Regions from separate parts of the Homo sapiens genome. Here region 1 is linked to region 2. Evidence: chromatin contacts called from ENCODE Hi-C data. All regions are on one chromosome and are shown on one strand. Each heading gives the region's core, a stretch centred on a gene start or an enhancer-like site at or near the end of the contact. The rest is flanking DNA. Distances are from core to core; before and after follow the strand shown. Region 1 holds the start of DPT (dermatopontin). Region 2 has its middle 33 kb from the start of XCL1.

Region 1 (3,312 bases), core at 81-2,580, 120 kb after region 2:
AAGTACTTGTTGCCACACATCTGGGTTGCTCTACAGATAGCACATGCAGCAGCCCTCCAGGTGGGCTTCCTCCTCCCTGGACTGCCTCCTCCGTTCTCTCCTCCAAGCCTCCTAGAGTGCTGGCTCCATCTAGGCTGTTGTAAATAATCAGCCTAGCAGTCAGTGCCTACTAGGATGAGCTCCTGACCAAGCACCTGGGCTGAGACCCAGCTGAGACAATCACACCCCACAAAAAAGTACAAGCTCGAAAAAATTCCATGCCACTGCTTAAGGCAGAATGCAGTCAGGGGAAGACAGCACCTCTCTCCAAAACCCTTTAGTAAACTATTTTCCAGCAATAAAACCCACTTTAAATTCAGGCAGAGAGAAGGACCTCAGTACTCATAATTGAGAGAGCACATTTAATCAAGGCAGTAGACAGCTATTTAATTCCACTTTCTTTTGCCTAAATGTCCTTGTCCCCTCTTTTCCATTCACTTGCTCTAAATCAATAGTTCTCAAACCCTCCGTGCTGAGAGATCAATTGTTTATTTTTCTTGTTCCCAAACTACTGTGGGCCAGTACTTTTGTAAAATGGTAAAAATAAATTTCTAAAAAAGAAAAATGCCATTCCGATGGCACAGAAAGTTTTAATTTCTATAAAGTTTATTACTTTCAGTTTCTGTACATATCTTTTGGTAGTCTGGTAAGCAAGCTTCTCGCCGACCTACACCAGCCCCTGGCCCAAACTGAGAGTAGGTAGAACAGCTTCTGGAAGGAACAGAGCCACAGAGGAGTCTGTCTCCCACAGACACTCCCCATCCCAGGTTTTTGTCCTGTCATGTAGTCCGCTCAGCAGCAGCCCTGCTCCACCCAGAGCATGCAGTGGTGAGGTTTGGGGTGGGATTTGCCCAGGCTTTGGTTACTGATATTCCTTGAGAGTCTAGCAGCCCCCAGGAGGAGGGATATGCAGAGATGTTCCCAGCCCCAGTGCAGTGCAGGGACTGGCCCTTACCATTCCATGCCAGCCCTGTTGATCTCCTCCCACCAGCACTCCGTGGGTTCCCCGAGGCTCTGTGGCGTGGGCATGCAGGCGTAGTTCCATTGTCTGTCAGAACCTTCCTTCTTGCTGAAGATGCTCCTCACGGCCACTATCACCTGCCCCTGGGGACACTGGTAGCTGAAGCCTTGCCGGTTCAAATTCACCCACCCATCATCGCTGTAGTCATGATACTGCTGGTATGGGTATCCATAATCGCCATACTGGCCCCAGGCCATGGTGACTAGGGGCAGAAGTACCCAGAGAAGACTGAGGTCCATGCTGCCTGGGATTTTGGCAAACAATGTCACTCTAAGATTGCTGGTCTGACCGTTTTATATAGCTGCCGCTGACATGTGGCTTCCAGATGTGGGTGAGAAGGATCCAACTGCAGTGTGTCATTGCTTAAGCAAAACTTTTCCATGCTGAGATGTCAGCCATAAGGACATTCAGCTTGTTTTAAGGTGGAATTCTAGGAATATACCAGCAGCATGTAAGTCTAAGAAGCTCCCTGGAGAAAGAACAACTTTGTATCTAGATTATAAAAGCCAACTGCTGCTCTACCCTGTAGAAATATTCACTTGAAAAACACTGATTAGTAGCATATTTGTCCCTCACCTTTCAGCACCTCACCCCTTTCTGTCCTACCCTACCCGCTACTAGCAAACCCCTGTATTTGTTCTCCAAACTAGCCTTCCGGGCCACACAAATACCCAGACAGTGATTTCAAAATACCGAAATCATAGACTGAAGTAACAGAGCCATCTAGGATTTCTGTAAGGCTGAATGCCTGTTTTTTTTTTTAAGTTGTCAATCCAACACTTTTTAACCCTTGAGTATAAGCGCGGGTATACCAGTTTGCAGGGCTACTCTGAGAACTCATAAGTTGCATAAGGAAGTACTATGGGCCCATGGGGAGATAAGTTGGATATGATTTCTACACTTAAGCATTCTACCATGCTGCTGAAATTGGACCCAGTCAAGTCTAGAAAGTGTGCTCTGCTCTCAAAATGTAATGGGTTTAATCTAAATAAACCCCCTATTTATCCTTCAGTATTTTTGCCCTCACATTGAATTTTCTTTTCATTGAGTTATAATTTACATATAATTAATTCACCTTTTAAAATACATAATGTACAGTAACATAGCCAGCACCCTAATCAAGACTTAGAACAGTTCCATCAATCCAAAACATCCCCTTATATCCCTTTGCAGTCAAATCTTCCCAAACACCCAGCCATTGGTAACCACTGATTTACTTTCTGTCTCTATGGTTTTGCCTTTTCCAGAATGTCAAGTAAATGGAATCATACCACACGTAGCCTTTCATGTCCATCTTTCACTTAGCATAATGCTTTTAAGGTTCATCCATTTTAAAATTCAACATCTCATTGTATGTGTTAGTATTTTGTTTCTTGTTATTGTTGAGTAATATTCCATAGCATGGATGTACCACAGATTGTTTATACATTTACTAGTTGAAAGACATTTGGGTTGTTTCCAGTTTTTGAAAATTCATTACTTTTTATGTAATGAATTTTATATTCATTATATTTTATATAATGAATTACATAAATGTAATTATAAAGTTGATATAAACATCTATGTATAGGTTTTTGTGTGAACAAATTTTTATTTCATTTGGGTCAATACCTAGGAGTGAGATTGCTGGTTCACAAGGTAATGTATGTTTAACTTTAAAAGAAACTACTGAGGCCGGGTGTGGTGGCTCATGCTTGTAATCCCAGCACTTTAGGAGGCCGAGGCGGGCGGATCACGAGGTCAGGAGATCGAGACCATCCTGGCTAACATGGTGAAACCCCGCCTCTACTAAAAATACAAAAAATTAGCCAGGCTTAGTGGCGGGCGCCTGTAGTCCCAGCTACTCGGGAGGCTGAGACAGGAGAATGGCGTGAACCCGAGAAGCGGAGCTTGCAGTGAGCCGAGATTGTGCCACTGCACTCCAGCCTGGGCTACAGAGCGAGACTCCGTCTCAAAAAAACAAAAAAAAGAAAGCAAGAAACTACCTAGCTGATTTCCAAAGTGGTGATACCATTGCCCACCACTACCAGAAAATTGCCATTAAAAAATTTTAGCTATTCAAATAGGTTTGTAGTGATATTTCAGTGTGGTTGTGATTTTCATTTCTCTAATGATCCATGATTTTGAGCATCTTTTCATGTGCTCATTACCCATTCCATGCATCCGTTGATGATTTGGCTTTTCAAATTTTTTGAAACCTTTGGGCATCTCTTAAGCACATAGTATTTCCCATTTCTCATCAGTATTGTTCT
Region 2 (3,214 bases), core at 511-3,010:
GACTTTAAGAATCATTGGAAGCCCATTCTACATATTTAATCCTCACAACAATGGGGGTAGGGAGAGGAGCAGGAACTGTTTTCCACATTTTATAGCTTAGGGAAGGTTGGTGCTTGTCTAAGGTCATACAATCAGAGGGTACCAAAATGAAAATAGAACTCAGGTGTCTGGACTTCTAGATCAGGGCTCTTTCCATTAGGTTGCAGCTGACTGCTTCTAGGAGACCAAGTCCAATGCCCAGTAAATGCCATGTAGAAGGCGGCTGTTACTATTCTAAGTTTCAGGCAGGGGATGGGGACAGCCAGGAGTGGAGTGTGGGGATGCCATCCCGGATATGGAGTCATTTTTCATGACTTATGCCACTCTAACTGGCATAAACAAGACATAGCTGAAGATTAAATGTCCTGAACATTATTAGTCCATTAGATTTCTTGACACCTTTTCCCGTAATGCTGTCTTGTTTACATTCCCAATCAGGTTCTGCTTATCAAGTTTCTAAAATGTTCATGAGGAGTTGTCCTCTTCCTTACCAGTCTCCAAGGAGCAAATACTCTCTTGTATACTTTGGGAAGAAAAAAATATTTCTTTTTAATTGAAAGCTCAAGTTGCCAAGAAGAAATTGCTTTACCACCTCTACCCTTGCTTTGTGGTGCCAACTTGTCCCAGTCTGCCCAGAACTTTCCTGGCTGAAAGTCTGTGTCCTCCCCTTAATCTAGGGAAAACTGGGGTGGTTGATCACCCTACCATGGACCTAATTTTCTTCACTAGTTCCCCTCCCTGAATCCATACCCCTTCTGTTCCTATATTTAAGACTAGCTTTTGAGAACTGGATCCTGCTGGGGTTGGGAGCTTGATCACAGCAAATAGGAATCTTAGGAGTTAGTCCTGGGCAGAGGGTGATGTGGCTTTTTTGGCTTTCCCAGCCTAGGTATGTTGTGTTGATTGTAAGCAGTTCCTTCTTCCTGCCTCTGCAGGTGATGAACCCGACCCTATAAAATGCTTTGTCCTCACTAGAAAGATATTCTGTGGCTCAATTCCACCTAATAAAGGCAGATGGATTGGTGAACTGGGCTTGATGGTCTTTGCTCTGTAAGACAAGGAGAATCCACATGAAGGTGAAGTACAGATATTTTAGGGCCTGAGCTTCCTGGGGTGAGACTTCAAAGGCTCTCAGGAAAGCAAGAGAGTGGCTGTGGCTGGTCAGAGGCAAAAGGAGGAGATGTTGGCGCCATTCACTCTCGCCAGCAGGAAACTGGGACTAGCCCATGGCCCCAGGGAAAATTCTTAATATTTTCACTGTAGAACATTCTAGTAAAGCCAGGCGGGAAGCAATTACTGACAAGGTCAGTCTATGAAGTGAGGTAATTGAGAAGATTTAGCACAAACCAGTATGTCCTTCATTTCTCTTGGCAAAGTAGATTTGATGATTTTGGCTGGCTTTACGCGGCTGGCGATTGTCGCAGCAGGTTGGGTGACGCGCTGTGCTAGCAGAGAGGTCAAAGCACTGACTCACAGGCCTCCTTCTCAAGTGTCCCTACTTCCTTAGGAAGAAGAGTTCGCTGTCCATGGTTAGATCAAGCTGCCTTTCTGACCTGTCACAGGGTATTTGTTGTGCTGGATTTGTCGTTTCAGGGCATGACTATTTGACAGCTCCTGAGAGGAGGACAACCTAGTAGCATTTCAGCTTTCACTGTCTCGCCCGGGGTTTTAATGATAGAGATGAATTCACTGCATGTGTGCACGGGGCTTATGTAAGCTGCAAGCAGTAGCGCAGAGTGGAGAATGGGAAGACATGCGGGGGCGGCACCGCAGTGCAGATCAGAGCTTGGAGAGCTGGGCTGAGTTCGCAGCACATGGAGGTGCAGCGACTGCAGGCTGCAATGCAGAGCCAGTCAGAGAGCCTGCAGCAGGGGAGGAGGGGGCAGCTTAGGAGCTTCTAGGGGTGGCGCTGGGGCATAAAGCCCTAATTTGGCCCTGTTCAGAGGGGAGGGCTGGGAATGGTGGGGAATACTGCCCTACTGGGGCTTGTTTGTGACAATGGGTGGGGTATGAAGTGTGGGAGGTTGCTGAGGAGACAGAGGGGGGAGGGAAAGGCCAGATGCCCTGGAACTGCGGTGGAGGGGTGCGGTATTAAAGCAGCAGGCCCCTGTAACTGATTAGCTGAACAATTTCACTTTACGGGCTTCTCCTTTTCTGTCTGCTCAAACTACTCCTTCCTCCCCACCGTCACCCCTGCTCCCCCCACCGCCCTCTAAGTTCTCTCTTCTTTATAATCCCAGCCAGACTCCTCCCCATCTTGGACTTTCCTAAACCATGGCCTACAGCTGCCCACCCCAGCACCTAGTAAATAACACCTTTCCTTGATGTCTCAGTGGGGTGATGGGCAGATATCTCTGCTGGAGTCATCATGTTTGAGGATGCTCAGGATCTCAGCTGAGTGGCCACCTCCACGTAACACCAGTCTGCCCCAATCCCACAATCTTTATTTGAGCTTATTCTGCATAAAGAACTGGGCTAGGTCCTTCAGGGAATGTTACTGCCCTCTAGGGCTGGCAGGATAATGGTAAGAAATAGGACAAGAGCTCAGATGAATAAAGCATCCAGCCGAACACGGTACCTGAATACCTCAAGAAAGATGCAAAGTGCTATGTTTGTGTGTGTTTTCTATAGGTTCAAATACCTAACATCTCTTTTTTTCGAGCTGATTTACTGCTTTGCAGGAACAGTATATGGATTATTTTTTTTCTGATCTCTAAATCCGATGGGGTTTTCAATAGGGCAAAGGCTGGAGGTATATCTCAGTTTCTGTTACTGTCTTTTTGATCTAGCAGAGAAAGTTTGCCTTTAAAATCAGGCAGACCTGGGTGTAAATCTTGGCACTGCCACTAACATGCTTTGTGATGTGGGGCAAGTAACCCCACTTGCCATCTGTTTTTGCATCTGTAAAAGACAGATTAAATAAAAAGTGGTTAAGGAGCACAGGCTCTGGGGTTAAACTGTCTGGGCTTGAATCCAGAATCCACCAAATACTGTGGGATCTTGGGTAAGTTGCTTAACTTCCTGGTGCATCAGTTTCTTCATCTGAAATATGGGAATAATAATAGCACCTATCTCATAAGTTTACTGTAATAATGCAATATGTCAATACATGCAGAGAGCTTAAAATAGTGGCTGGTATAGAGTAAGTATCTTCTAATATTGATGGAATCAATAT

Evidence for each region. Hi-C counts contacts between places; a loop is a spot of excess contacts on that map. Pooled maps may share reads with other maps.
Region 1: a map of dorsolateral prefrontal cortex shows a loop between it and region 2 (2.8-fold over the local background). The contact joins the promoter of DPT here to the enhancer-like site in region 2. A Hi-C loop is called at or near these places in 2 of 168 maps with a recorded cell type or tissue (Caco-2 and dorsolateral prefrontal cortex) and 4 of 50 pooled maps.

Annotation. Positions count from the first base shown.
Region 1 is chr1:168,727,876-168,731,187 of GRCh38, forward strand. DPT (dermatopontin) reads right to left here and starts at 1,331. Exons shown (of 4, transcript NM_001937.5): 1 at 995-1,331. The coding sequence starts at 1,299.
Region 2 is chr1:168,607,796-168,611,009 of GRCh38, forward strand. No RefSeq gene overlaps it. Among named protein-coding and RNA genes, the nearest start is that of XCL1, 33 kb to the left of the region's middle. Within about 2 kb of position 1,761, at least 10 of the 41 ENCODE cell types and tissues checked have a DNase peak (open chromatin) inside an H3K27ac peak, as active enhancers do; they include dorsolateral prefrontal cortex, where a contact is called at or near this core.